Linked DNA regions of Homo sapiens: all the other regions are linked to region 3. A link is a loop called in an ENCODE intact Hi-C map of the cell type or tissue named here. Cell type or tissue: endothelial cell of umbilical vein. All regions are shown on one strand. Each heading gives the region's core, and the rest is flanking DNA. Links, peaks and the distances in the headings are about the cores only.

Evidence for each region. A loop is a pair of places that touch in the nucleus more often than their neighbours do. Peaks named below come from ENCODE experiments on the same cell type or tissue, not always from the same donor. Only the 100,000 strongest peaks of a DNase experiment are listed, where the experiment ranks them.
Region 1: it touches region 3 in a loop (8-fold over the local background); 4 of 110 quality-filtered maps call a loop at or near these places.
Region 2: it touches region 3 in a loop (8-fold over the local background); 2 of 110 quality-filtered maps call a loop at or near these places.
Region 4: it touches region 3 in a loop (2.3-fold over the local background); 2 of 110 quality-filtered maps call a loop at or near these places.

The regions. Positions count from the first base shown.
Region 1 is chr13:80,127,262-80,135,268 of GRCh38, reverse strand. All of the region lies in intron 2 of LOC105370275 (a long non-coding RNA gene), which reads left to right. Among named protein-coding and RNA genes, the nearest start is that of LINC01080, 120 kb to the right of the region's middle. RefSeq lists an enhancer at 1,724-2,223. In endothelial cell of umbilical vein, for the core only: no CTCF peak of the experiment used is centred there; DNase peaks (open chromatin) are centred at 1,588, 2,188 and 3,888; H3K4me3 peaks cover 296 bases; H3K27ac peaks cover 1,050 bases.
Region 2 is chr13:80,080,228-80,088,234 of GRCh38, reverse strand. No RefSeq gene overlaps it. Among named protein-coding and RNA genes, the nearest start is that of LINC01080, 73 kb to the right of the region's middle. In endothelial cell of umbilical vein, for the core only: no CTCF peak of the experiment used is centred there; DNase peaks (open chromatin) are centred at 3,734 and 4,504; H3K27ac peaks cover 1,767 bases.
Region 3 is chr13:80,230,984-80,238,990 of GRCh38, reverse strand. No RefSeq gene overlaps it. Among named protein-coding and RNA genes, the nearest start is that of SPRY2, 110 kb to the left of the region's middle. In endothelial cell of umbilical vein, for the core only: no CTCF peak of the experiment used is centred there; DNase peaks (open chromatin) are centred at 3,010 and 3,570; H3K27ac peaks cover 2,072 bases.
Region 4 is chr13:80,045,322-80,053,328 of GRCh38, reverse strand. No RefSeq gene overlaps it. Among named protein-coding and RNA genes, the nearest start is that of LINC01080, 38 kb to the right of the region's middle. RefSeq lists an enhancer at 4,141-4,390. In endothelial cell of umbilical vein, for the core only: no CTCF peak of the experiment used is centred there; a DNase peak (open chromatin) is centred at 4,308; H3K27ac peaks cover 929 bases.

The sequences.
Region 1 (8,007 bases), core at 1,239-6,238, 100 kb after region 3:
GTAGGAGTTCCTTATATAATTTAAATATAACTCCTTATCAAATATATGATACTTGCAATCCTATGTTCATTGCAACTACTCACAATATCCAAGAATTGGAAATAATCTAAATGTCCATCAGTGAATGAATGGATAAAGAAAACAGGCTATATACATAAAATGAAATACTATTCAGTCATAAAAACAGGGAAATCTTGTCATATGCTACAACATGGATGAAACTTGAGGACATTACTTGATGTGAAATTAGCCAGTCACAGGACAAATACTGCATGATTCCACTTACATGAAGTATCTAAAGTAGTCAAAGTCATTAAAGAAAAAGGTATCATGACGGTTGCCAGAAAATGGGGGAAGAGTAAATAAGGAGTTGCTGTTCAATGGGTATAAAGTTTCAGTCATGCAGGATAAAAATGTTCTAGAGCTTTACTGTACAACATTGTGCTTAGAGTTAACAATAATGTACTGCACACTTAAAAATTTGTTAAGGGTATAGATCCCATTTTATGTATTTTTTTCTATAATTTTAAAAAATGAAAAACAAAAATGAAGAATGAGAGAACTAAAAAGCAAAATCTATTCAAATGATTAGTTGACTATTTCTGAATCTAAATCTACTGCAGATGACAATTCAGGCCATTACTCAGGGCCAGTCTTTGTTCCACTGATAAGCAGTTGGGGCAGTGAGGCAGGAAAGCCACCTGCTGAGAACAGGGTCTAAAAGAGACCAGAGGTGGGATACATGCAATTAACCCTTAACCTCTTCCCGGCTCACCATGATGGAGCAGCTGATTTGCCTGGCTCTCCTCCTCTCTATATTTTCATCTCTATATGCCCTTAAAATGTAGCTGCCCCAAATTCACCTCCTTTTTTGGGGAAAGTAGGTATGTATGGATCTTCATATTCTGATCGTCTTGAAATGAGTTAGGAGAAGCAGTATTTTTCTTTTCTGGTTAACAGTCAAGGAGATCTCTGGTTTATGAGAGTAAACTTGGTTACATTTTCAGCTATAAATGACTGGCTCTCTTAGGAAATACAAATGGACAGTACTTGGAGGCTGGAGGAGTATGGAAAATCTGACGAGGAAGGTGTGGACCTGGCCAGTGGAAAGCATTTTGGTGGGTCTAATGATTTTGGGAAAATCTCTGCAAGGCTGGAACATTTTGCCACACGTAAGTGGTTATTTCCTTAGCCTCTTCTACATTCACTGAGAGCTCTGTGTAGCTGATTGGAGAGTGAGAGAACTGAAAAACAGTCCCAGTATGAGTCTGTCAAGAGAGATGCTTCAGTGTAAGTAAGTTTTTCAGATGTGTTGCATGTAACAGAGCCTGGTTTCAAACAAAATCTGCCTCATTCTGGTCCATTTAATTCTTGGAAACATAATTTTATATATCCAGAAAGTCCTTTGAGCCCTTCGAGGGAGCACTGTAAAGGCTTTCACCACCACCTTACCGCCGTTCTGTCAAAGCAGGAAATCAAGTCCTGCCAAATGCAAATGAGCTCAGACTCCAAAAGGCCAAGTGTCAAGATGCAGAATGCTGCCGGATTTAGAGATCATGCCCCACATAGATATTTGAGGGTCTAACAAACTATAGAAAGTCATCCTGAACATATTGAAAATGTGTGATTTCAGAAATCCTAGCACGTGCAAAACCATTTTTATATTAGTAAGTCAGAATACCTTTCCTTCCTTTTCATGGTGGCTTCAGAACCTCCAGGGAATTTATCAGAGCCTCCTGTTACTATGGTTGTCTGCTTTCTGTTTTGGAAGAGAAAGGCTTCTTTTTGATTCACATGTCATAGCTGTTCTAAAATAATGCTGACTCAGTGTCTGAAAGATAGCATTGGCTTTGCTGAAAGAAAATAGAAACCGGTCCTCTAAAACCTACTGCTGTCCCTCAAAGAGTTAACGGAGTCAGTTCCAAAGGAGTTAGGCAACGGCTGAAACAGGATAATAAATGTGACACTCTCAGATTATCAGTAGCAAATATTTGATCTTATCAAATAACAGAGGAAGTAGTTTAGTTACAAATAAACCAATCTCTCATAAAACAAGTTTTCACACAGGTTCATTTCATTGAGCTGGAGACAGTTAGAGGCCACTTGTAGGCAGAACTCCCACTCTGTACACTCTGTAACAGCCCCTCGTGATTAATGGACAGCCAGGGGGAGGCTGCATCCTGCGGCTCCAGGCTTCATATCAGCAGAACAGCCATAAACAGCATCTCAGGATTATTGCGAGGAAGTGACTCCTCCTCTGGGAACATAGCTGGGCTTGTGCTCCTTCTCCCTCACCACCCGCCTTCTTTCTGTCCCGCTCGCTCTTTTTCCCTGTAGAGCAGAGACCATCGTGTCCTAGAAACTATAGTAGATGTCACTGCTTGGCACTTGCTGTGCAAAGAGAGGACAAGTATGTGGGTGTGAGGGGGAGGTGGAATGCTACTCTTAAAGTAACAGGGACTGTGCTAGCCAGGGCCTCGATGGAGGCTTTTTTGTTCCAGTCTTTGAAACCACTTTGGTGAAGGCATCCAACTTGGAGTCCAGAAAAAAGTACAAACACTGTTTTAGAGTAGGAAAAAAAAAGTTAGAGCTCCTTCTTTCAAAGTAAAATTCTCATTGAGATTAAGAAGAAGTAAAAAAAAAAAAAATCCTGGTAAGATTAGAGTAAATTAGCAAGTAAAAAGAAAAGGAGAGAAAGCTGGCAAATTTTTGGTGTGTGAATATCATCTCTAATGAAATAGAAATATGAATACTTCTATGTTATAATTTCATGGAAAGTTTGTTTTACTCCCCCTAAGGATTGTAAAAATAAAGCATGCAGATTATATGAAATATGGAAATAGAAACATAAAGCTGAAAAAATTCAACCATGACACCACCATTTGAAGGCAACCATTAAGAACACTTTAGTGGATTTTCTTCCAGGCTTCTTCCAACATCTTTTAAAAAGAGATTGTTGAGACCTTAACCATATGTAGAATTTTCTTTCTTACTATTTTCAGCCAACATTTTAGCATAGTCATGACCCCATCATGTTATTCAGTCTTTTCTTATGTATAATCTTCAGGTTGTAAAATATTTATTTTGCAATTTTAACAAACATAGGGCAGTTTTTAGAATAGGTATGTATTCACGCTAAAAAGCAATGCTTGACTGCTTTATTTTTCAGATGTACTCATTTATTAAAAATTATTTGCTTCGAATAAAAAATTTGTTAAATTGTAATAAAAAATTAAAGGGAAAATTCTATGCTATTATTCTCATGGTTAACTCATTAACTTTTATGTTTAAATATTCTGGGAATTGTATTTTCTGCAGAATTAGAAAAGATTCAGTCCCAATCCCCTAGCCTTATAATGTACTTAACCCCACTAATGCTCTTTCAAATGCATAAATCCAGAAGTCAAGATGAATTTTAAAGACATGACATTCACATTTACCCATTGTTCCCCCTCGACCTACAGTACCTGAATTGAGATACATTTTGCTTATATGAGATATTGGGAACTACTTTTGGTGACCATTATCTTTTCTGATCCAGGAACTGGACACATTTTCTCCCAATCAGCCTCAAAGCCATTATACATTCTCCACAGTAATTTCACTGTGTCTCTCCAACAATGCTTCCCTCTTATTTAAAACCCAAAATAAAAGTTCTGCTGGAAGTGTTTGCATAGAAATATAGTTTCTATGCAAAAACAACAGGCAACCCTCTTATTTTTCTTATCCTGAATTCATTTAAAATATGAAACTTGCCTTTTGGAATAAGATGGGTCCTTTTCCTGTTTCCAGAACAATGCCCACGAAGGGTTAAAACACTGTGGTCACTCAGTCCCTGGGGGCGGGGCTGGTGGAGACTGCACTGCCTGCTCCCAGGGCGTGGGATTCAGCTTGTTTCCAAATAGATTTCCTCTAAATTGACTTTCATTTTGATCCCTATGAGACTTACGTTAAAGGGCAAAAAATAGTTTCCTCTTAGAATAAAATCTAGACTTAACTAGATTTTTTTTTCTTGCCCCCAAATAGATGTAATTTAGAATATTTTGGTAGTTTTGAAACCTACTTCTTTTTGCAGAATCCAAACCGAACGTTAATAGGCTTCCAAACATTTTGTTACTTGTACTCAGAACTTCTTGAGAAAGCAAATCCCAAATACTGAAGCATATTGTACTTGCAAAGCACTAAATTTTAGCCCCGTGTCTCTCTTAAGAGATTTTCTTTAGGTTAACGGTAGCTCTAAATTAAAAGAAAGTTTGCAAGATAAAGAAACCTACAATTTGCACTATCAATTTAAAGAAATATTATTTCTTTACCTTTTTCTTCAAAACATTTGTAGTAAGTAAAAAAACTTACTTATGTTGAGTAACATTATATGACGATGGAAGTAAATGAACATTTATTAAGCACGATAGTACCTGCCAGGTTTTATATACACTTAAATATTTAATTTAAACCTTACAACAATAATGGCTTGGGATAGGTATTATTATCCTAGTTTTATCAACCAATTAACTGGGTGTGGTGGCTCACATATATAATCCCAGCACTTTGGAAGGCCAAAGAGGGAGGATTGCTTGAGCCCAGAAGTTCAAGACCAGCCTGGGCAACATAGCGAGGCTCTATCTTTGTGCATGCATGTGCATGCTTGTGTGTGTGCATGCGTTTGCACGCACACACACACATAATTAGCTGGGCATGGTGGCACAAGCCTGTAGTCCCAGCTACTTGGGAGGCTGAGGTAGGGGGATTGCTTGAGCCAGAGAGGTCAAGGGTATAGTGAGTCGTGATTGCACCACTGCACTCCAGCCTGGGTGATAAAGCAAGACCCTGTCTCAAAAAATGAAATAAACAATCAACCTAGTATAATTAATAAAGTCTGGAAGACAAATTATCTCAAATTTGAAAGGGAATTTATTCACTTAACAAAGGTGTTTCTTGTAACATATGACATTGAAATACAAAACTAAAAAGTGAATTCCAATCATAGTGATAAATTCTAAAAAAGGCAAACCCATTTAAAGACGCAATATTGTTTTCCTCCCCTGAAAATTCAAAATTGATATTTTTTATCGTTTCTAAGAACCATGCAAATGTTCGATGGCAGAGTCAGTCTCGAAAGTCAAGGACTAAGTGTGGATATAGTTTCAATACCATAATCTGAGGTTCCCAGCAATCCTCTTATTTTTCTTATTCTGATGAACTAAGATGTTTAATATTTTTCTCGCTCACTCTCCAGTTTCCCTGATTATTGTTATAGCTCCTTGTTGGATAATTTGCCTCAATCCGATTTCTGCATGGTCAAACCACATTTCCATTATTGGAACAGAGGACACGAAAAGCCTTGAAAGGGAGGTAGTTGAAGTAAACATGGGGGCAAGGAAGAACGCCATGTGAATCATCACTGTAGCTACTGTTTACTGAGGGCCAGCTCTGTGGCCAAGTTGGTGCCAGGTGCCTTGCTTGTAATTCTCACAGCAATTCTTATGTCTAGTTGAGGAGTTTGAGGTTCAGGTATTTAAAAACTTGCTAAAGATAAAAGCTAGGAAGTGCTAGAATTGTTATTTAAACTGAAATCTGTCTGACTTCAAAACATTGACGTTTGTAGTTGTAGTGATTTTCTAATATTCTCATTTATCACAGTTCAGAGGCAGATATTGGCAAATAAAAAACAAAAAGGACCCAAATGCATCACATCTAAAAGGTTATCAAGAAACTAGTTTATTAGAGGAGTTTGATGTTCGTTTTTCTCTAGGTCTTGAGAAAGAACTGAAAGAATCATATTTCTTTCTTGGATTTATGAGATCTCAGTCTGCGACTAGACCAGCACTTTCTCAGATCCCTTCAGTTCTGTAATTCTTTTTTTTTTTTTTTTTTGAGACGGAGTCTCACCTGTCGCCCAGGCTGGAGTGCAATGGAGCTATCTCGGCTCACTGCAACTTCTGCCTCCTAGGCTCAAGCGATTCTCCTCCCTCAGTCTCCCGAGCAGCTGAGATTACAGGTGTGTGCCACCACACCCGGCTAATTTTTTTTTTTTTAATCTTTAGTACGTATGGGGCTTCACCATGTTGGCCAGGTTGGGCTTGAACTCCTGACCTCGTGATCCACCTGCCTCAGCTTCCTAAAGTGCTGGGATTACAAGCATGAGCCACCGCTCCCAGCCTTAGCTCTGTAATTCCATGTTCTGTGTTGACTACCTCTTCTAGCTGAATATTCCATAAAGTATAACTAGAACAATTACTTGAAGGAATAAAAGTGCGTGATGATAATTAACATACAGTCTTCTACACAACCCCATTTTCCCCTAAGATTTCCAATGACAGTTGTCTTAAAATTAGGGCATATAATAGAATAAGAATCAGCTGGCTATTAGAGAACTGCATACTCTCATTGGTTTGGTTCTATTGGTTCCCTCAACTTTCAATAGATCCTGAGATGGCCTGATTGCCCTAACATGGTGCCCTAAATGACTAGCCACACTCACTGGGGCTGTCAGGAGTCAGTAATGTTTCCGTATTGCTTTATTTCAGATTTGTATGTGTTATCCCTGTGCTTGATATAAATCATGTTTCAAATAAAACAGCTGTTATTAAATATCTTGGCCTTTTTCCTGAATTGATAATGAACAAGTATGCTTCCCTACAGTTATTGAGTTAGATCAACTCAACATCAGTATATATACATGTTTTTATTACAGGATAATATTTTTTATAAATATAAAACCAATCCATTAAAATTTTTCCTTTTATGTAAAATTTCCTTTGCATCATTTCAAGGCTGAGCCATAACCTAAAACTTCAGTGCAGGATTACACAGGGCTCTGATCCTACAGCAAAGCAACGGGCTTTAAAAGGTGGGCTTTGTGAAGAGTGGTGCTAGTATTTGTTAAGCTCCTTGATCATTCCCTACTTCATCTAATTCCTTCCTGCAGTACTCACACACACTAGTCTTAATATTTGAACAACAGTGACGGGAAGACCCCCCTCATGGAATCATCCAAATTTAGAGAGAAAATATCCACATTTATCATTAAGATTTAGCCTAGAAGCCTGCCTTTGGAAGGAAGAAAATAAAGCAAAGGGGAAAAGCCATCCTTTTCATTCCAGGGGATTTGGGGAAGAGGAGAAGAAACACTAGCGCTTGAAAATATATTTGCTTTCCCTAATGTTTTGGTTTCAGATAGCATCCCATCTTCCCTGCTGAAAAGGTACTGTTTGAGATAGCAGTTAATAGGCAAGAGCTGAGGTGGTCCCAATCCCTACTTCATGTGGTATAAAAATAACAATGTGAAGAAAGGATAAACACTCATGGAAAGCTAGCAGTGTGGACACCTAGCATTCATAGTGTTGCTTTTACATGCTTAGAGTTCAGATTCTGTGCGGGAGTCCTTCACACAGCCTTTAGCAGGTACTGATGGACTTTGGGGAGATTCTGGGGTTCACCCTCCACACCTCAGTCACTCAGAGGAAACGGATAAGGTTAGAGTATCAAGGCAAATTACTGAAACTGCTTTATTTACCTAGCTAATTACCAGAATGAGTCCCAGTCTGAGCCCTCAGCTGAATTTCTAAATCTATGGTCATTGCAATGGTGCCCACAGGCTAGATAGATTCAGTGGTTCTCCACCCTGGCTTTACGTTAAAACTGCCTGGTGAGCTCCAAAGACACTCAAGCTCAAGCCCAAACTAAGACCAATTAAACCAGCATCTCCAAGGGTTAGAGCCCTGGAGCCACTGCTTTTCAAAATCTCCCCAGGTGATCATAATGTACAGCTGAGGCTGAGAATGACTTTATTAGCTGCAGATTACTATTATTATCCAACAGTGGCAAGCAATTTTCACTCACCTTATGCCTGAGTCAGAGATTCTTAATTTTATTTATCACCCAGGGAGAAAATATTTTAAGCACAGAAGAATCTTTCATATACAGAAGGATACATTGTATATTTATTTCATGTTTAAAGGAGTTATATTATGACAAGAGCACAAATTGAGGCATTCTATTAAATCA
Region 2 (8,007 bases), core at 1,063-6,062, 150 kb after region 3:
TGGAAAACAGGAGTGAAACTCCATCTCAAAAAAAAAAAAAATGTGTTACGTATACACCATGGGATACTGTGCAGCCATAAAAAGGAATGAGATCATGTCCTTTGCAGGAACATGGATGGAACTGGAAGCCATCATCCTCAGCAAACTAGCACAGAAACAGGAAACCAAACACCACATGTTCTCAGTCATAAGTGGGAGGTGAACAATGAGAACACATGGACACAAGAAGGGGAACGACACACACTGGGGCCTGTCGGGGTGGGGATGAGGGGCAGGGGAGCATCAGGACAAATAGCTTATGCATAAGGGGCTTAAAACCTAGGTGACAAGTTGATAGGTCCAACAAACCATCGTGGCACACATATACCTATGTAACAAACCTGCATGTTCTGCACAAGTATCCCAGAACTTAAAGTAAAAACAAACAAACAAAAAACCTATAGAGAAAGTAATATATCACTATAATATTACTATTTTAAAAATCAGTTATAAAATAAGACATCTTTTGAAAGGGTTAATACATTTGATATTTCATTATTGAAGGCTTACTCTACACCCTGGCATTTTCTTGTAGGTGCTGGAAAAGATAGGCTGCAAAAGATAGGCTTGCACCATGAAGCTCTAACTCCATTAGAGAAGACACACATTTAGCCATCACAAGGTGGTATGGACACTTAAAGGTCTCCATTTACTTGATCAAAAAGTCTAGGAGAGGGGTCAGCAAACTAGACTTTCTTTCCATAAAAGGCTGGATAGTAAATATCGTAGGCTTTGGTGCCACATAGACTATGACAACTACTCAACTCTACCTTCATATTTTGAAAGCACTCATAGACAATGTTTAAACAATTGGCATGTTCCAATAAAACTTTATGGACACTGAGCTTTGAATTTCCTATACAGTTTCCCACCGAATAACAATGTTTGGGTCAAGAAGGGACTGTATTATACAACAGCGATCTCATAAGATTATAACGAAGTTCAAAAATTCTTATCACCCAGTGTTTACCATACTTTTAAAATTTATTTTATAGTCTATTCCTTCTACTTATTTTAAAAGTTAACTGTAAACAGTCCCAAGCAGGTCGTTCAGGAGAAGGTATTCCAGAGGAAGGCATAGTTATCATAGGAGATGACAGCTCCATGCGTATTATCGTCTCTGAAGGCCTTTAGTGGAGCAAGATGTAGAAGTGGAAGGCAGTCACAGTGATGATCCTGACCCTGGGCAGGCCTAGGCTAATGTATGTGTTTGTGTCATAGTTTTTAACAAAAGCCTTAAAAAGTTAAAAATAGAAAAACGCTTATAGAAAAGGGATATAAAGAATAAAACTATTCTTGTTCAGCAGTGCAATGTGTTTGCATTTTAAGCTAAGTGTTATTACAAAAGAATCAATAAGTTAAGATTAAAAAGTTTATAAAATAAAATAGTTATAGTAAGCTAAGGTCAATTATTATTGAAGAAAGAAAAATACTTTTGTATAAATTTAGTGTAGTTTCTGTATACAGTGTGTATAAAGTCTATCATAGTGTACAGTAATGTCCTAGGCCTTCACATTCGCTCACCACTCACTGACTCACCCAGAGCACCTTCCAGTTCTGCAAGCTCCATTCCCAGTAAGTGTCCTATATAGGTGTATTATCTTTTACCTTTTATGCTGTATTTTTACTGACCTCTCTTATGTTTAGATACATAAATACTTACTATATTATGGTTGCCTATAGTATTTAGTACAATAACATACTGTACAGGTTTGTAGTCTAGGTGTGTAGGAGGCTGTCCCATCTAAGTTTATGTAAGTACACACCCCAATGTTTGCTCAATGGTGAGATCACCTAATGATGCATTTCTCAGAATATATTCTTATCGTTAAGAGATGCATGACTGTACTTTGCGTATATCATAAAATCTTTTCCTTCTGATTCTTTTCAACCATTTAAAAATGTAAAAATCATGCTTTGCTGATAGTCACAGGGCATTAGAGAAGATCTAAGGAAAGAGCATCTAAACTGAGAGCTGGGGAGAAGTAAAATTAATCAAGGGCAAGTTTGGAGGAGGGGTGAATTAGAGCATACTCCTAGTTGAAGTTCCCTGAGGAGCAATAGAAAAATTTGCACAAAAGGCCAGCTGTGATGGCTCACACCTGTAATCCCAGCACTTTGGGAGGCAGAGGTGGGTGGATAGCTTGAGGTCAGGAGTTTGAGACCAGTGTGGTCAATGTGGCAAAACCCCGTCTCTGAAAATACAAAAATTAGCCAGGCGTGGTGGTACATGCCTGTAATTCCAGTTACTCGGGAGGCTGAAGCAGGAGAATTGCATGAACTTGGGAGGCAGAGGTTGCAGTGAGCTAAGATCATGCCACTGCACTCCAGCCTGAGGGACACAGCAAGACTCCGTATCAAAAAAAAAAAAAAAAAAAAAAGTTCACTCTGTTGAAGCTTTCTACCCTTAATAAAAGCAGTTCAGGATATACATAGCAAGGGGAAACTTTTTTGTAACTTTCAAATCACACAACACATGTGACCACCTAAGTTGACTACCAGGAAGACTGGACTGACTATATACGCTGAGTGTAATTTTCATTGTATTGCATTTGCCTGAAGGCCTGTGAAAGCCACAAATGATTACCTTATTTTCTTGCTACTTTGGCAAAGCAGATATATTAGTGCAGAAAATATGAGATCACAAGTGTGTGTTCATTTAACAATGCTTTGGCAATATAAGTTCCAGTTGTCCTTTAGCTCCATTGGTACAATTTTTTGTAACATTGGACAAGTCACTTTCCTTCCTTTACGTCTCCATTGGTACCCGCTAAGTAAAACCAATATCTACCATCAAGTCCACCATAGTTATCCTAAAGCACACAAAATATTCTGCCATGCATATCAAAAGAAAATCCTCAATTTTAGAGACACTAGATAAGTATGTATCTAAGAGTAAACATTCATATTGTACAAAGAATAAATTAATTCAAATTCTGATTTTAAAAAAATTCCTGGAGGATGGCTTGAGGCCAGGAGTTTGAGACCAGCATTGGCATCATGGTAAGACTCCCATCTCTACAAAAAAAAAAAAAAAAAAATTAGCCAGGCATGAGGGCATGTGCCTGTAGTCCTAGCTACACAGGAGGTTGAGGAAGGAGGATCACTTGATCCCAGGGGTATAAAGCTATAAGCTATCATCGAGCCACTGAATTCTAGCCTGGGCAACAGAGTGAGATCCTGTCTCTAAAAAATTAAATTAAATTAAAAAATTAAAAGTTACTGAGTGTGGTGTTGTATATTTGAAAATACGATATGGTTTTCACTATTTGGCTGCTCTCAAAACACGTGCATTTGGAAGCCATGGTTTTTTCAGTTTCTTTTTAAACTGATGTGGAAAATAAAGTAGATTAATAACATTCAATTTTAATCAATATCAAATTTGTTCCATGTGCTAAAATGCAAGATAATCTAGCAAAAAATAGTGAGCATGTATTTGGTGCTGGGTTCAATACTTGAGTGGAGATAAGGCAAAAAGATTTTCCTGCTAATCAAGCCAGCACTGTGTGCTTGCAATATTAATTTAACATAACCACAGTAACTAAAGTGTTAAGTGCTATCAAGGGTTTGAATCCACAAAGGTTAGTAAATAAATAAATAAAGCAGCCCTTCTGCTCATTAGGAAGCCATCCAAAGCCCGGAAGAGAGAATCAAGTTCCTAATTTATGAGTCAGCCACTTAAAAAAAAAAAAAAAAAAAAAAAAAAAAAAGAGTCAAAGCTAACACACTCATTCCAACAGCTTTTCCCATGCTGGTCTTTCTGGAAAGATAAATTCCTGCAGGATTATTTTTTGGAATTACTACCAGTAAGTTCTATTATACTGTCAGACCTAGAAAAAATTATTTCACTAGGACTTCAAACATGAGATTGAATAAATGATTATGGCAAATTGTTGTTCCTAATTAATTAAAATGATTTATATGGCATGCTGTGTAACTGAAGAATGCAAAAAGTGAAAAAAAAGAATGTCTTTGTAGTAAAGTAGATTTGTGTAAGTGGAATAAAAGCATAAGAATAAGCTTCCATGAGCGAGTTCTACAACTGAGTCATCTATTTAGCCTTCATTTTTGGCAGCATCATTGACCAGTGAGCAGGGATTTACCAGAAAATTGTTGACCACAATAATCAAATTTTGCAACAAAAATTCACAGATTGGACGTCATGCCGTTGACTATATAAGACAAGTTAGAAGACACAATCTATTTTGCTTTTGATTCTCAAAAGCAACAGTTTGTTTTATGCTTTTAAAATTCCCCATTAAAATAACTTCTGATTCTATTCTCATTGTCTCTTTTGCTCCTGGTTCCCTTCCTTCACCTCCCCTCCTGCTCCCTCCAATTCTGACCCACTGTGGTCTCCTGGCATTGTTCTGACATTTGCCTGGCAGAACATAAAACAACAAATATGTTCAATTTGAGTGGTTTCCTGCAATGTTATTCTATCAAACTGGCAATTTCCGAAAGGATTTAGAAAGGAGCATACAATTCCTCAGACACCGGGAGGTCTGACAGTGACTGCCAAAACAGTCCATGCTTTTAGCGGGCCGTAATATCTGAGCACACAAAAACATCCCTTTTTCTCAGGTTTATTTTTTATGCTTAATACCGAACAGACTTCAGAGACTTTCTAAGTGGCCAGAGAGTACTATATTTAGCACCTTAAAACTCAAAGGAGTTTAGAATATTTTGATATGCATGGTGCATGGAGATCCAATTTATTCTACAGCAGTCACCTATGGTAATGAAATGTTAATCAAGATATTTAAATTACAGCTAATGGAATGATGGCATCGTATAAGGACCAGATGTAAAATTCATTACCATAGGCTCTGTTTATTCCCTGTATAGTCATTTCCTGCTCCCCTCACCCAACATTTGACATTTCCAAGATGGTGGCAGCTTTGGAAATTTTATGATTTGATTGTGGTTTGGCTTGAGTTCAAATTATAGGGTCTGAATTTGATCAAATTAGACAACTAATGCCTCAGGCAGGAACAGTGCATGCCAATGTCAATGGTGTTAAGATGTACTATAGCATTAACTTGAGACAGAATACTGCAAACCCTTATGGTTCATAATACTTCATGTCCACAAACTATCCTTAAAACTATAATAGATGGATGTGGCCTGTGATGTATTATTATTATTTCAGCTCTTGGAGGGCTGAAATCTTTTGATCCAGAAACATGGACTTCTTGTGAGTCAATTCATTTGTGTTCACCAATGTGTACAGCAACCACATCCTTAACCCTCCCTCCTCTGCAAAAGCAGCATTGTTGAGGAGTCATGGTGGCATGCTTGTGTGACTTGTCTCATACTCTACTGCAGTTATTGTATTCATTCTTCCATTTCATGTCAAATTCTGGCACTGTGTTAAAAGACATTCCAGTGTAGTTTTTGCTTTAAAACAAGAGAAATGAGTTTATAGATTCCTGCTCAGAAGATATTTGAATAAACAAATCCTTACATTTTTATCTTTGATGAAAACTCATCTTGTTTTATTTCCCTTATGCAGGCTGTCTCATATCCTAAAATTCAGCAAGCACAAGGGACACAGTCTTTGGGCTTCATGCAGTGTGACAACATGGCCTTTTGGCAAAACATCCTAGCACCAGGCAGTGTCCTAAATAATGCCTTGTAAGTAGTTGTAAGCCCTTAGCTCTGGAAGGGCTTCCATAACTGTGTCCTCTCTCAAACTTCTGAGGTCCTGGGAGCTAGTAGAGTAAGGAAAGATGTTTAGTTTCCCTGCCTGACAGCACCCACCTCCAACCTTCCTCTCCTGCATGACTCCAAATTTCATCACTTCTCAGGTCTAAGAGGAAGGCTCTGAACAAAGCATGATGGTGTGGGAAAAAGTCACAGACTAGGACTCAGTTACCTGGTGTTTGCTTGGCAACTAACTGCATGCCCTTGAGCAAGTGATTCCACCTCCCAAGTCTTCAATTTATTCAAGTAATCAAGTAAGAGGTTACAGTCCATGATTTAATAACAGAAACAGTGACTGAATTCTTACACCTAAAACTGAAAAAATATTGAGTTAATAGCAATTAATATTGTTGAAATAGAGTAGATGTCAATTCCTCCTATATAAATAATGCCCTGCTTGCCTTTATGATACTTTTGTAGCAATTACTTTACTGTATGCATGTTAATCAAAAGATCACACTGGGCGTTTGGGACTTCACCTCTGGCTTTGGTATGAACCAGGTCTTAAATAACCGTGTGACCTCAATAGCTCACTTATTTTTCTTACCTGAAAAACAAAGAAAAGAGATCGATTTCATGGTCGCCAAAATCTCTTTGTCTGTTATCCCATAAATGATGCCTATGCTCAGCCTGGTGCCTTTGGGAAAGTCAATGAAAGCAAACATAAGATGATTAAGAGCTAAACTATGTCTTTAGCATGACACAGGTTTGCCTCAAACCTGGAAACTGGAACTCTTAGAATTAATAGCAGGAAAACAAGTTATTGTATAATTGATTTTTCCTTAAAGTATGCATTTTCATTTATCAATTACCACGTAAGAGGTCATCTCAACATTAGAGGACTTTAGTTCATAAGCATATAGCTGTTAACTTCTTGGTATATTCCAAAGTCTCTGGTCTTTTAAGTAAATCTGCTGACTTTAGTATCTAACTACCTAGTTTCCCTAGATACTATCTGATCTGTCTTGATTACTGTCAGAACCTCCGTTATAATTAGGGTTATTCCCTAGTTGAAGAGGAAAGATAAAATTATAAAACTCTTTTGCTAAAACACACCATTTCATTTGGCATATTCTGTGCTTTTCCTAATCCACCCCCAACCCCACATATTTAAAAATGAGAAGTGAGGTAAAGGATGGTTTTTTCTCAGTCCAATGGAGAGAGCTGACAAGCCAGACTAATAGCTAGTCGTAGGAGATCAGATAACATTGTCCTAAAAGGAAATGGAGGCTGGGGGTCTGCAGTTTTATTAGATCTCCAGACTGTGTGATATCCCAATTATAATATCCTTGGCTCATTTTATGCATCTTAAACTCATCCCAAAAACAATATTGAAATTATCTTTCTATCTTTTCATATGTTTAATTTTCAGAGACTTTGAGTTTGATTTTTGTAAAAAAAGATTTTATTTTTCATAAGAAATATAAGAAATATCATATACATGAAGCCTGGAGTATAAAATGATCTAGATTTCTAAATAAACTTATTTCAGTCTACAGCCATACCACCCTGAATGCGCTCAATCTCGTCTAAATAAACTCACTTCAGAAAAAATTTAAAATAGCATTTGTAACTAAGAATGTTCAGAGGAAATACTTCTTAAATATTGGAAGTTTTTCATATATATATATATATTTGTGTATGTGTCTTGTTTTCAGAAGAAAAAATGTCTCAATTCTTCTAATGAAGATCTCAAATTAATAAATTTTAGAAATCAGGATTATAATTGTGACTGTCTCACAAAATTACTTTTTTACTTAGGGAAAAATAAATACTTCAAACACTTTTCTATTTAGCAGAGTCTTTTTTAAAAATTGAATGTATGTAGTCCAATGATTAAATTATAGCTTTTTCCATTCATAGTTTGTAATTACTATTAAAAAATGAGTAAATAAAATGAACAATATTTGCTGAATTCTATAAGTTTTCAAATGTCTATGATACATTGGCAAGTGATGTATATTCAGTGATCTTGCCTGTAAAATAGGGGTTTTGTCAGCAATGACCTCAAATAGATGCATAGCTTGAGAGTTGACAGTTCACAGACATCAACTGCGATTAACTTACTGGCGTTAAATAAAAGATCTCTCACTAGGGCTAAAACCATTAATTAGTACGCAAGATGACATTTCTTTCAAACCTTCATTATGATAAGAGCTGTCAGATCCAGAAATGCCATCTGACCTTCTGATTCATGTACAATATTAACGCTTGGGAAATAATCTTTACCAATTAACCTTTGTCTTGGAATCAAATTTAAGT
Region 3 (8,007 bases), core at 964-5,963:
CTTTGTGATTAGAACTCTAACTATTCAGTTTGAATGCGCCATTTCTTTTCTTCTGCGACCCTGACTAATAGACCCCCACAACTTTTTTCAACCTTCCTAACAATACCCCAACTCTGTCTATGCATCCATCCTTCTGCATCTAGCCCATATGACTCAGGGGAAGATGACTTTCAATTCAGCTCTACGGTGAGATCCTCAATGGTATAGATCAAACATAGAAATCTCTTCTCCCTGGCTGGGCGCAGTGGCTCACGCCTGTAATCCCAGCACTTTGGGGGGCCAAGGAGGGCGGATCACCTCAGGTCGGGAGTTCAAGACCAGCCTGACCAATATGATGAAACCCCGTCTCTACTAAAAAATACAAAAATTAGCAGGGCATGGTGGCATGCACCTGTAATCCTGGCTACTCGGGAGGCTGAGACAGGAGAATCGCTTGAACCCAGGAGGCAGAGGTCACCGTGAGCCAAGATTGCACCACTGCACTCCAACCTGGGCAACAATAGTGAAACTCTGTCTCAAAAAAAAAAGAAAAAGAAAAGAAAAGAAGAAAGGAAAAGAAAAGAAAAAAAAGAAAACAAAGAAAGAAAAGAAGAAAAAAAGAAAGAAAGAAAAGAAAAGAAAAGAAAGTAAAAGAAAAAAAAGAAATCTCTTCTCCCGGCTAGGCACAGTGGCTCATGCCTGTAATCCTAGCACTTTGCGGGGCCGAGGCGGGCAGATTGCCTGAGCTCAGTTAGACAACCAAGCTGGGCAACATGGTGAAACCCTGTCTCTACTAAAATTCAAAAAAAAAAAAAAAAAAAAAAAATTAGCTGGGCATGGTGGCGGGCATCTATAGTTCCAGCGACTTGGGAGGTTGAGGCAGGAGAATAGCTTGAACCTGGGAGGCAGAAGTTACAGTGAGCCAAGATGGTGCCACTGCACTCCAACCTGGCAACAGAGCAAGACTCTGTCTCAAAACAAACAAACAAACCAAAAAAAAAAGAAAAAAGAAAAAAGAAATTTCTTCTCCCATGCTAGAAACTAGCTCTGACAACCAAGCTTAAGACAATCAGGGCAAAATATTTCTCTGGTGTCTGCCATCATGACACATATGATGGGTATGGAGCTTAAGTTTTTCTCAGTCATACTGCACAGAGTTTTATGGTTGAAGAGCACTTTCCTCCCCTCTCTCTTCTGGTAGATTTCAACAAAGACATGGGTTGTCCTGGTTGTTGCTGGCAGCTATTTTGCAACTATGAGAGGCACTATCCTGAAGACAACTAACTCAGGAAAGACCAAGAACATTGCAAGACAAAGCTGGAAATTTGATGATACCAAACTTGAAGTTTTCCTTACCTCCAGATTTTTTGTTCCATAATATATTTCATGTATGTATGTATATATATACATATATATGTGTATATATATATGTATATATATAAGTGTATATATACACATATATATATACATATATATGTGTATATATATATATGTATATAATTTTATTTTTTTTTTAGACAGAGTTTCGCTCCTGTTGCCCAGGCTGGAGTGCAATGGCGTGATCTCAGCTCACTGCAACCTCTGCCTCCCTGGTTCAAGTGATTCTCCTGCCTCAGCCTCCCAAATAGCTGGGGTTACAGGAGCATGCCACCACATGTGGCGAATTTTGTATTTTCATAGAGACGGGGTTTCACTATGTTGGCCAGGCTGGTCTCGAACTCCTGACCTCAGGTGATCCACCGGACTCACCCTCCCAAAGTGCTAGGATTACAGGCGAGAGCCACCGCGCTTGGCCATATTTCCTATATTTTAAGCCCACTTGAAGGAATTCCTGATTCTTGCAGCATATTATTTCCAAACTGCTTTGATTTTGTAATAGATAACATTTATTAAGTGTTTATTGTTTGACATTCACAGTACGGAGGACAATAAACCACAGGTTAGGTGGTAAAATTAGCCTCATTTTACACATGAGGAAGCTAAGCCTTTGAAAGGTAATTAATTAGCAGTGGCCATAGAACTGGTAAGTGCTAAAGCTGTAATGCAAACCTGGATCCATGTGACTCTGGCCTTCATCCTTTAGCAGCATGGCCTTCAGTTTGACGTTCACTCACTTTTTAGACAACTACTACATGACTGTACCTTAGTAGCTCACTTCCAAGTAACTGACGCATTGCCAGATTACCTCAGATTTTGGTAACAGAGATAAGGTACACATTTAGTGGTCAAAACCATGCTGAGATATGGAGTTCAGTTTTAGGTAGAAGGGAACATTAAGAAATTCATGGTCAAAACTCAAGCAAGGAAAACAATTTTGAAGGTAAGGTTTCTGTTCACCTGGCTGATGACAATGGCAATTTATATAAATCACAGCAAACTCCCCGGGAAAACAATCAGAAATAGTAATGAAATTTTAGGGTCAATGCTTAAAGAAATGATTTGCAGATGAACTTATTTGGGTGAATATGTCAATGTCATATTTTCAATATAAGTTTTAAATAAAATTCGAGGTTATAAAATGCAATTGGAACACAGAGATTAGAATTAGACTAAATTAAATCAAAGTCTCCTATTTGATCTGATTCTCTGTGACCTTTGTTTCAGCGTAATTTTTAGGTGAGCTGAATTCCATTTTCAAATATCATCCCTGAATTATGCTTTTAAATGTGAAGTGTAGGACTTTATTTATCAGTCTTGTCTCCTCTAAAAACAATTTATATTTGTTCATATATGTAATTCTCTTGGTTCTGAGGAAATGATTTTTTAGAGTGTTGAAAGGCGAAAAAAATATCGCCCTGGACCAAGTGTTTGTCTTCATGAGGCCGCTCTTTGACTGGTGTGACTAAATCAGATGAAGCAGCTTCATGTAGACACTTTGACACAAAGGATTTCAAAGCCAAGTCTAATGACAGCATTTCCTCCTAATATGGATGATGTGAGAACAGAAGCATAATGTTTATTAGCAACCCTTACAAAAACAGTAACTACAACAAAGAGCACAGAAGATGAAAATGCAAGTACTCGGCAATGAGCTCTCATTCTCTTCTGAAATTAATTCACACATTATAAGGTACGCTTCCTTGAATGAATTTCCTTCCTTTTACACTCCCACTTAGCTTTCCTTTAAGTGTCAAATGAAGCGGGTGGTGGAAAATGCAGTGCACCAGTCATTTTGACATTCCTTTGCAAATTAGTCAGGCTTTGATAGTACAGGTCGGTTCTACCACGCAGGGGAGCTTTCAGCTTTGGGAATCTGGCAAAAGTTCAAGAGCAACGTATTGCTTTGAACTCACTTGTTAGCTGTGCAAAATAAACACCATCCACCTTGCAATAAAAAAGCATCAGCAGGAGAAAAAAGAGAACATTCTAAACCCCTCCCTTGAGACTTCAAAACCCTCACTGGGGCTGCTAAATTAGGATAGGAAAAATAAGGCCTGTTTGTGAAAAGAAAGGAGGGGAAAGGAACCATCTTACAACAAACACACACAAAAATTACAATCGCTGAGAACTAATTATGTTTTCATGATCACAAATGCATTGAGAGTTTGAAAGCTCACGGACGCATCCTGATGCTGCTATAAAATGTTTCCTGGCTAATTATTTGCCAGTACAACTGTTCACTTCCTGTGGTGGATTTATGCTAAATCCTGTTATTAGTCTTGCTCTGCAATTGCCATTGTCTATGACTAGAAGCAAGGCTGAAAGGCTACAGTCAGCCTTTTATTACACAACATGTGAATGGAGATTTGACCCAATGTCCGACCACTTCCCCCCTTTGGTTTTTATGTGAGCTCGCTGAGCCTTTCCCAATAAATCATTGGGTTCCAATGAACTTTTACTCTTTTTTCTCTCCTTTCAACCCCACTACTTTGTGAGTGTGTGAGTGCACCCTTTAAAAATAAACCACACAATTTCTTTTTCTCTTTAAGCAGTAGTTAAGACCTTTTCATCATACACAATTTCTACAGTTGTTGCTACAAAAAAAATACATGAAACCAATGTTTGATGCCTCGATTTCATTCAGTGATGGAAGCTGGGAGAGGCAAAAATAAATAAGACCAAAAAAATTGTGAAAGTAATTTACATCTCAGTAAGCATGTGATCCTAAATAAATGTAATGTGCAAACCGTCATAGTAGCTACAGTATAAACTAAATACTTTCTGCAGAAACCTGACTAGGTTTTTCTAGAATATTTTATGTTGGGGGCATTTTAAGTAAATTTGGTAATAAATACCTTAAGAATAATGTTTCCTCCAGACAAAATTATAAATACTGTTAACTGTCTTAAATGTCTTCTTAAATATAGCTTATACTATTCTAAGTCTCTAAAATTCAAATCTAATATTCTTTATTTGTGATACTAGATTCAAGAATATAGCCACTATATTTAAAGATAGTCTTAGATTTATATATCAAATTTTAAAGGTTTATAAAAACTATTGGTTTATAAAAGCAAAGTAGATTGTGACAATGAAAAAATTAGGGTAATAACAAGGGCTAATTTTTCTGTTTATATATATTCCATTTTTTCTGTTTCTAATGGTTACATGCACATCTTTGTTATTCACATTTCTTATATTTATCAAAATTATATTCGTAAACATTCACAGAAATAATCCTTGTGGACTTAAAAATTTTCTCAGAGATCCTTTTCTAACATTTATGTAGATTTGTATAAAACCTTTGAAAATCTTATCTCAACTGCAAGTATCCTTTGTCCATGAAATTTTGTTTTTAGCAATAAATCCTGTTAGAAACGTTAATCCAAAGACAAATCCAGAGCTCAAATAGGTTCTGCTCAGATTTTTTTAAATTATAAAATACTGCAGACCAGGGGTCCCCAAAACCAGGCCACGTACTGGTGGTGATCTGTGGCCTGTTAGTAACTGGGCTGCACAGCTGGAGGTGAGTGGTGGGCTAGCGAGCGAAGCTTCATCTGTATTTACAGCTGGTCCTCATCTCTTGCATTAGCGTCTGAACTCTGTCTCCTGTCAGATCAGTGGTGGCATTAGATTCTCATAGGAGACTGAATCCTATTGTGAACTGCGCATGTGAGGGATCTAGATTATGCACTCCTTATGATAATCTAATGCCTGATGATCTGTCGGTGTCTCTCATCACCCCCAGATGGGACCATCTATTTGCAGGAAGACAAGTTCAGGGCTCCCACTGACTCTACATTATGGTGAGTTGCAGAATTATTTCATTATATCTTACAATGTAATAATAATAGTAATAAAATACACAACAAATGTAATGTGCTTGAATCATCCCGAAACTATCCCCTGCTCCTGCCCCCATTCATGGAAAAATTGTCTTCCACAAAATCAGTCCCTGTTGCCAAAAAGGTGGGGGACCACTGCTGTAGACAAATAAAACAAACATCAGTAGGGAGAGTTAAATAAATTGCACTACATTAAGAAAAAGGAAAAAGGAAAGAGAAAAAGATTGGGTGGATCTATATGCGAGGAAAGATAATTGTGATCATTTTTGAATGAAAAGAGCAAGCAGCAAATAATATGTATAGAATAGTATCATTTAAAAAAAATCTATGCAAGCTCATTTACACACAGAGGTGTGCTGGAGAGCTATGGGCCAGCTCATGAGCATGAGGATGTGGTAGGTGAGGAGACAGGAACAAGGAAGGTGATGGAGCCATTTTCATCATTTGCCTTACATAGTTTGGTAGTATTTGCTTTTCTTCCCAAGCATATCATTTATTTAGTATTTTTAAAAATTATAGTTAAAGGCAGAGGAGTACGACAAAAAGATTTTAAAAAAATGATCTAAGTGTACAAATTTTTGATGTGTGTCTGTGATGCATGTCAACGAATCCTTTATTTCTTCAATAATATATTGGTTCTTGGTCGGGCACCAAACGGTGTGCCACTACTTGGTGGTGTGCACCTGTAGTCCCAGGTATGGGGAAGGCTGGAGGATCCCTTGAGCCCAGGACTTTGAGTCCAGCCTGGGCAATGTAGCAAAATCTTGTATCTAAAAACTAAAAACAAAAAAAAAATAATACATTGATTCTATTGTATTAGAAACCCAAAAGAATGTGCTTTCTGAGGGCACTGTATCTCTCTGAGGTAGTCTGTAGCAACTGGTCTACAATGACCTAACTTCTTTTTCTTTTCTTTTTTTTTTTTTTTTTGAGACGGAGTCTCAGTCTGTTGCCAGGCTGGAGTGCAGTGGCGCAATCTCAGCTCACTGCAACCTCCGCCTCCCTGGTTCAAGTGATTCTCCTGCCTCAGCCACCCGAGTAGCTAGGACTACAGGTGCCCGCCACCATGCCCAGCTAATTTTTGTATTTTTATTAGAGACAGGGTTTCACCCTGTTGGCCAGGATGGTCTTGATCTCTCGACCTCGTGATCCACCCACTTTGGCCTCCCAAAGTGCTGGGATTACAGGCTTGAGCCACTGTGCCCCGCCTTCAATGACCTAACTTCTTATTTCTCTCTAATAAAAAGTAGAAAGAGGTACTGAGAGCATTGGCTGCATCCCACCACAGCAAGGAGCCCCCTGAGGGTATGTGAATGTCTCTTCCACATTCACGATGGTGGTCTAGAGGAAGGCAGGATAAACAGAGGTAAATCTGCCCCATCTCATGGCCATCATCAGACATTCCATTACTTCCAGAGCTCCTGACTGTGATGTAGTCTTTCACCCCTACATACACACACACACACACACACACATCACATAAACATATACACATGCATGCACACACATATACATATTTCCCTTCCATTTCTCTTCCCATGGTGCAAAGTTTCTAATCAATGGTGCTTCATTTTCTAAGAAGGCTAAGACCCTATAACATGGAATAGTGGAAACAACTCAGGCATCGACTCTGAAGCTTGGCACTTTCTTTTCCACGCAATCCTCTAGTAGAGATATTATTATTATTTCTTTTTTGAGACAGAGCCTCGCTCTGTTGCCCAGGCTAGAGTGCAGTGGTGCTACCTCCACTCACCGCAACCTCCGCCTTCCGGGTTCACGCCATTCTCCTTCCTCAGCCTACCGAATAGCTGGGACTACAGGCACCTGCCACCCAGCTAAATTTTTGTATTTTTAGTAGAGACGGGTTTCACCGTGTTAGCCAGGATGGTCTTGATCTCCTGACCTCGTGATCCGCCTACCTCAGCCTCCCAAAGTGCTGGGATTACAGGCGTGAACCACAGTGCCTGGCCTGGTAGAGGTATTATTATACAAATTTTACACATTTTAAAATTGAAACTTGCCAACTCCAGGGTTCAAAGTAATTTGGAAAATAGTACCTCCTGTAGAGGTTTATGTAAAAAATAAATGCCTACCACATTACCTAGCACATAGTGCTCAATAAATAAGGGATGAGATAGACATTAATATTACAAATGGCAGTTACCATAATTTTTTTTCCTGTAAAATATTTCTATTTATTTCTGGGGGAAGCGTTAGCAAAAAGGTCTGAGGATGTGGTCCTTGTCTTTATTCTGGGCCTGCTATATAGACTGCATACTATTCCTCAGGGTTGTCATCAATTTATTAGTAAGGATGTCAATATATAATCTTTCTTTTCTTTTCTTTGAGACAGAATCTCACTCTGTTGTCCAGGCTGGAGTACAGTGGTGCAGTCATGGCTCACAGCAGCCTCCAACTCCTAGGCACAAGTGAGTCTCCCACCTCAGCCTCCCCAGTAGCTGGGAGTACATGCATGTGCCACTATTCCAGCTACTTTATTATTTTTTGTAGAGATAAGATCTCACTATGTTGTTCAGGCTGGTCTCAAACTCCTGGGCTCAAGTAATTCTTCTGCCTCCACCTCCCAAAGTACTGGGATTAGAGACATGAGCCACCACGCCCTGCCAATGTATAATCTTAGAGTTAATTTTTATGTAAGATCACACACCTGACTCCCACTAACTGAACCAGACAGCTTCTTTCCTAATTCCTAGAGCCTTGAAAGAGTATGATGACTCCCAAATATCTCCCCAATTTGCCTCAAAATAGTTACCCTAGAATACTTCCTTGGGGATAAAACATT
Region 4 (8,007 bases), core at 1,614-6,613, 190 kb after region 3:
TTTCACCATTCACTCTGCACTTCTCCTTCCTGCTGCTTTGTGAAGAAGGTGCCTTGTTTGTTTGTTTGTTTGTTTTTTGAGATGGTGTCTCGCACTGTTGCCCAGGCTGGAGTGCAGTGGCACCATCTCAGCTCACTGCAACCTCCACCTCCCAGATTCAAGTGATTCTCCTTGCCTCAGCCTCCCAAGTAGCTGGGATTGCAGGTGCCTGCCACCACTGGGCTACTTTTTTTGTATTTTTAGTAGAGACGGGGTTTCATTATGTTGGCCAGGCTGGTCTTGAACTCCTGACTTCATGATCCACCTACCTCGGCCTCCCAAAGAAAGTGCCTTACTTTCCCTTTGTCTTCTGCTATGATTGTAAGTTTCTTGAAGCCTCCCCAGCCATGTGGAACTGTGGGTCAATTAAACCTTTTTCCTTTATAAATTGCCCAGTCATGGGTATTTCTTCATAGCAGTGTGAAAATGGACTAATACAATGTTCAGAAAGTCCTTTACTATTTCAAATTCATTTTATTTGAATATCCTTTTTAAAAGAAGTTTACTACTGTGTTATAAAAATAATACTTTCATATGCTAGTTGGTTATTGCTCTGTAACAAATAACTCCAATATTTAGCAGTTGAAAACAGCACACTTTTATTGTCTCACAGTTTCCAAGGGTCAGGAATCTGAGTACAGCTTAACTGGATCTTCTGCTTTATGTTCTCTAACAAGGCTTCAATCAAAGTCTGCAGTCTCATCAGAAGGCTTGGCTGAGGAAGGCTTGATTGATGCCATTTCCAAGCTCAATAGGTGGTTTTGGCAGCATTCATTTTCTTTGCAGGTTGTTGGGCTGAGGCCCTCTGTTCCTTTCTGGCTGTTGACCAGAGGCTGTCCTCAATTCCTTGCCAGGTGGGCCTCTCCCAGATGGCAACTTGTTTATCAAAGCATGAAAACCAAGAAGGTGATAAAGAAAGTCTGCTAGCAAGACATAAGTCACAATCTTTTGTAATCTATTTATGAAAGTGACATCCCATCATCTTGACCACAATCTATTGATTAGAAACAAGTACAGCTCACCCTCAACAAGAGGAGATAATATCCAGGTGTGAATTGCACAAGGTGAGTACAACAAGGGACCATGTTAGAGGTTGTCTACCACAGTAATCATTAGAGAAATTTAGAAAATGAAGAAAAATTGAAAGTAGGCTTTCAATGTGATAGTCAGTTGCTCACATTTATCTTGCTTCTATTCTTTCCAGTCTTGGCTTCTATGACTAAGTTAAACAGACAAGCAAACAGGACTTAGTTATGCTCTATAAAGTAAATCTTATATTTTTTAAAAAGTTACCATAATGCTGTAGTGATATTTCCATATAATTACAGTGCTTTCTCTTTAGAAACATAATTTTAATAGTTGCATTAAGGTATATCGGGTGGTTTATTATTATTAAATACTCTTTTGTGGCTAGCATATTCTAATTATTTTTCTGTTATAAATGAAGACACTGAGCACCTTTGTAGACTTACCCTTTGTTCTGCAGTTTGGAATTCTCTTATAATGTATCTTCAGAAGTAGTACATGAAAATTAGGATCCTGTTAAAGACACGTGATAAATATTCTGAGCAGTTTCCACCTTTCCTAGTGCTAAAAATAGCATGATGTGGGTGATAGAGGGCCCCTTAGATAGGTCATCAACATAAGGAAGGTCCTTAAAGAAGTTACAGATGATGTCTCAGGAGAAAGTCAGTGTGAACATGATGATGGAGGAAAGGGAAGCAGGAGGTGAGAGGCAAAAATTTGGTCAGGACATGAATTGGCATCAGGAAGTCTGGCTAGATAGAAAGAAGCAACCACTTAACTAATGAAGAGGTAGTGGGTAGAATGCCAAAGCATCAGAGAATGGATGAGAGAATGAAGATAAAGGTATAGAATGAAAAGGATGAGTAGGTTTTCCAGGTAAATACTCAAAGATGGCTATGTCAGATATTTAGCGATTGGTGACACATGTGGGCCCTTGGTCATGGGACTGGTCAGAAGACTAGCTGCTAGTTGAGAACAGGACTAAGCAAGGTTAATTTGATGCTGATTAAACTGTTAAAATAGTGTTCTTTCAATTTCTCCCAATAAAAGAATTGTTCACAACATCTGTAATTTGCATGAGCCTATTGATGGAATTTAAATGGACAGTTGAAGAACGAGAGGTTAGGGTTTGATCCTGATACCTTTAGCAAGGATCATTTTGTGTGATGGGAACCAAGAAACTCTGAGGAGAAAAAGAGAATGCCCAAAGGAGCATGCAAAATCTGGCGAATTAGAAGCAGAGAATTGAGAATTATCTAATTTTTAAAAAATCTAATTTCATTAAGTTCTTGTACAAATTTCTAAGGTTTTTTCATTATCTTACTTTGAGAGGTGAGAATGGAAGGAAAATGCTCACCTGTGTATGTGCACTTTGCACAAAATATTATCGTGAAATTTGTCCCTTAGCAAAAGAAAGGGAAACATCCTACTTACGTGTTTAGGGTTCAGATGGCAAGTGTGTTTTGGCTCAAAATTTATCATGAATCAAAAAATACCTTATATATTGGTCAGCATGAGCTAGCTAAAAGAATAAATTTATTTATAAATATTTTATAAATTTTATTTCTACTAAATGAGCTAAAACCATTGTGACAATAATAATTAGAATCCTACTTCTCTCTGAGCGGATGTTTGGTAGAAGAAATAAAGCACTAAGAAAGGAACCACATATGTCATGTGACAAGATTGGGAGAGAGGAACCACTGAGGAGGCAGCCCTGTTTGGGAGGGAAGGGCAACATAATCAAAGATCTAAGCCCAGCTCATAGACTGAGGCTAAGAATTTGGGATTCTAGCCATGGTGTCTGGATGCTGCTGCACAGAGGCTCAGGGCTACTCTTTCATCTCTTCCCAGGACAGGAAATAGAGGAAACCACATAACTGAGCTCAAGTCCAAGACAGCTCAATAATATCACACACAGAGTTCTCCCATCTATCCCAAGGAGAGAATGCCAATTTGTGAGGGTATCTTCTCTTGGACCTAGAATGAGAGAATAAGGAACAGGTAGTTTCTTCCATTTCTATTTTTGTTCTCCAAACCCAAATAAAGAAACTTGCTTTTATTGTTTGTAGGGGCCTGCTATAAAGACTGCTCAGTTTGGCAGAAGTCTGGTTACAGGAGTGTGTAGTAAAGATGCTTAATGTGGTAGAAGCCTGTGCATGGATGGACCAGGAAGAATTAAATGGGGCTGCTGTAAAACACTCTTCCTAGCCAGAGATCAAGTATATAACAATTCACATGAGGAACTTGCACTTTACGAGAAAGACAAAAGAAACTGCTATTGCAAACAAATCTGCTTAATGTAAGCTTGCTGGATGCTGACAGCAAAAACTAAACCATAGTCATGTTATCATTTAGAAATGTTAATAGGATCACCTAATAAAAGTTTCAATTATAGAGCATTTATTACATAATACTGACAGCACTAAATAGGAAAAGCAATATATAGAATATGGACAAAATGGTATCCAGAGACAAACTCACGTCTTTAATGTTTTTATTTCTAAATATGAATGAGTAAAATATAAACATTAAACTTACAAGCTTAGAAAAAGAACAACTAAGTAATATAAAATAAGCTGTAGAAAAACATATTCACGATAAATGTAGATTTTTTTCTTCCTATGAAGCTGAATTCTTTCTCTCCGAAGTTCCTAATCTCTGTTTTAAGAATCACTGGTATAGATGATATTAAAATGCACATCTCTCAAATATCACCAGATTTGCATATGCAGTCACCTAGAATCATGTAGTCTTGTTTCTAGTGGTCTCCTTTAGGAGAGGTTCTGTGTCATAGTGGTAATTCTAGTGTCTAAGTCAATGCCGGGATGTTCAATAAAATGTTATTAAGTGAACATGTGAATAAATACATTCTTATGCCATATATTTAAAAAAACTGTATGTATCTTAATCCAGTTCATCAAATAAGTGTTTTGTCAAATTTAATCCTTATTAGGATCTCTTCTCATTCTTCATTTTTCAGTACAGAGAATTCTCAAAATCTAAATGATAAAAGCATAGCTATCATGGATTAAAAACAATTCCATTGTACTTTTTCTTACAGCTAACCTTGACTAATTCTCACATGTATTTCAGAAATATGAATAATGTCTTCATGCAATTCATGTAAGGCACAGAAAATAGGTATCATTATTTCTGTTTTAATGACAGATTTTGAGGTTAGGATGACTCATGAACAGCTGAGCAGCCAGTCAGTAGGAGAAACCAAAATAGAACGGAAACGCCTCCATTTCCACCCCCACGCTCAAACCTCGAGTGCACCCTCCCTGGGGAGATTGAAGCGTGATGTGCCTGTGAGTGAACAGGGAAGCGCTTCCTGCAAGTTACTAAGCTGCAAAGGCTCAGCGCTCTGAGCTATCCTTGGTGGTGATCAGTGAGAACCACCCACTCTCAATCCAGCTGATAAAAATGGAAGGGAAGGAGAACTTAGAAAAGCAGGTCCCTTAAATGCTGAGCTCCTCTTATTCTGAGGAAGATATTTCATTTACCTTTAACTGAGTAATCTTCAGAAATTACCTGAACTAAAATATTTTTTCATCCCAGTGAATGTAACCTTAAAATGCAAGCTACCTTGTTAGATGGGCACAGCCCAGCCTGTTTTACTCCCTGGGGAGGGAAAATATTTTCTTAAGCATGTTTCTCTGATTCTTTTAGGCACACAAAATTAGTGAGGCATGCTTTTATAGAAGCCTCTATAACTAAATTACTTTTGTAAAATAATCAACAATAGGATATAGCAGGTGTCAGTCTTTGGCCTGCAAACAAATTATTGTTGGAATTCTTAAGGAGCTTAAGAATATCCTTAGAATACTTGAGGAGCTTAAAGGTAATTTTTTAAAATGTGTTTTAAAAGTATTAACTATCATCCTGTATCCACAAGCATAATGGCCTTAAGTGGAGGAATTAAGAATTGCATCTGAAACATGTTTGATAAAGTTAAGATGTACTTTTGCCTCCACCATCCAATTCAAATAATAATGTTGTCCAATGCAAATACTAGTTTCCAGTAACTAGAGTCATTCCTTTCCCTACACCTCTGTAACTGGACGCATGCAAGTCTATCTTACTTACTGAGGCTGCTTTCATAATTCCAGTGGGCTGGGTTCTAAGAGAAATTTTAAAACTGTTTTCCTCCCCATTAAGCCCTTTGCCATGGTTCTATAGCTTACAGCAGCCCACACCTCACAAATATGAGAAAGGGATAGTCATTAAAACTTCTGCTTAATTCACCAAAAAAATTAAAAATAAAATGGTTAGTTACTGCCCACTCCACACTGACAGAGTTATTTAATCACCTACCACATCCTTACACCTCTGATCCTACTTGTTGGATTTTCTCTGCTGCACTATCAGTGCCTGTCTTTCTCCTTATTAGTATTAATTTCACTATTTTGTGAATGCAAACTTCTAGAGTTGTTTTATGGTCCCTAACGTCCACCCATCCTACCTCCTCTTAAAAAACAAACATGAATACAAAGCAGTCAAGCCATCGGATGGAAGGAAAGGAGCTTGGAACTGAGAGAAACACTTTACCAACAGAATGTAAACCAGACACGTTAAACTCACAGTTGGCCATAAAGAACAGCCTGAGTCTGATAGAGGGACGACAGCCAAAACAGAAGGTTCTTGTGGTGAGACGGCTGATATGGTCAGGCTGGAAAAACCTCTCCATTCCTTCCTGTGGGCACCTGAATTCCACAGGCTTGCAGATGGCAAGAATCACTGAATTACAGTTCCTTAGAGTTTTCTGTGTGCTAGTCGGAGACCTTGCACATGGCATTGAGCTCAGCACACGACGATTTCAGTTCCTTGAGCAAACTCAGATAAAATGAGGCGGAAAATGTTTCTAAAATAAGGTTTTCTAGGGAGTGTTAGTAAAATGTGACACTATCCTAGTGTAATCCAACAGGTAGGAGGTTGGATGGCCTCCCAGGCCTTCAACACACTGTATATTTGAATGTGCACAAGAGGAAATGCTCTAAAGACATGCATTTTCTTTTACCTTTTAGACTAATCCAGTGGAAAAACTATATTCGACCCAAGGATCTGTATCCACACAGTTTGACAATAATTTACTTCTTTCTGGAAGCGATGAGCACAGTGTAATTCCTGAGAAATTTTAATAATGATATTTTAATTATAATTAAGTGAAACCTAGCAAAGTTGGCTGTATCTGGAGGAACTCCACTGTGGGAAACAGATTCTTAAGGTAATTTTTTTGTTTTATATTTTATCCTACACAGCCTTACCTAACCTAAAATTTCTCAAGGTTAATTCAGCACCAGGTGGGTACTCTCGTTTTTGTCTATCTAAAGGGGGGAATTTGAGATAATGGTTGACATGTCAAAAAAGTGGCAATGTAAAATGGGGGCTAATCTTCAGAATGAAGTGTTCCCCCAGAAGGTAAAGCTGTCAGTGATCACCTTCTAGAAATTATTATACTGGCATCCATGACCCTTGCTGAGAGGATCTTGATTGAGATTCAGAGTATCCAAGGAACACCTTGAAAATGTGGGTCATACAATGTCATAACATTTGTAAAGGGGTGCATGATCCAAACTTATTAAAACCTAACATCCAGAATCTCTTAAAGTTTTACTTTTCGTTGTGTGATTTCTTTCCTCACCAATTTCTTTTCCAAGGGTGTGCTATTATTTCTCCTACTGTCATTACTTCTCTCATTCAATTCAGCCTACTTCCACAAGCTCTCATTTTGTAGTAATTAATTCATTCAACAAATATCTGCTAAGGGCCTGTTACAGTGTATGTCCTGGTCTAAGTGCTGGAGAAAGGATAGTGAAAAGAAAAGCAGATCCATTGCCTCAAGAAGCTAATGGTCTAGTGAGGGGGGTGTAGTAAAAAACTAGAGGGGGTGTAGTAAAAAACTACGGTGGCTCACACTTGTAATCCCAGCACTTTGGGAGGCCGAGGTGGGCGGATCATGAGTTCAGGAGTTTGAGACTAGCCTAGACAATATGGTAAAACCCCATCTCCACTAAAAATACAAAAATTAGCTGGGCATGGTGGCGTGCGCCTGTAATCCCAGCTACTCAAGAGACTGAGGCAGAAGAATCGCCTGAACCCGGGAGGTGGAGGTTGCAGTGAGCTGAGATCACACCACTGCACTCCAGCCTGGATGACAGAGCAAGATTCCATCTCAAAAGACAAACAAACAAACAAACAAAAACTAGAAGACACCTGCCTGGGCTATGCAGCAAGACCTCGTCTATACTCAAACTAAAAAAGATAAACCAGGCATAGCGGAGAGTGCCAGTAGCCCCAGCTACTCAGGAGGCTGAGGTGGGAGGATTGCTTGAGCTCAAAGTTCAAGTTCAAGCACTGAGCTACAATTGCACCACTGCACTCCAGCCTGGGTGACAGAGCAAGATCCTGTTTCAGAAAAAGAAAAAAAGCAACAACAACAAAACTAGAAAATAAGTAAATAAGATAATAGTGTATTTGAAGGAAAGAACAATGACCAATGTGGCTGGAACAAAACAGGTGATGGGAAAGCATCCCAGATGAGACTAGAGACTAGTGGGGAGGTCAGATCTTCTAGAATGTCATAGGCCATGTCATACACTCTGAAAAAGAGTTCCAATGTTTGGGTGTTTTTTTTTTTTTTTTTTTTTTGGTTTTTTTCCCAAAGTCCACTGAGAACAATTAAAGTGTTCTAACCTATGATATGATCTAATTTGCAATTTTAGAAGATTGTCCTGTTTTCTATGTGGAAATAGGCAGAAGGAAGGGTCACTAGAGAGGGCAAAGAAATCAGTGTGGCTGCCACTGGAGGAATGGAGGATGATGGGTCTGTGATGAGGACAATGACAGTAAAGATAAAATGAGTTCAGTGGATTCTGGGTATGCTGCTTAAGTAGGACTGAAGAGCCTGCTTATGGTTTAGACATGAGGCATAATAGC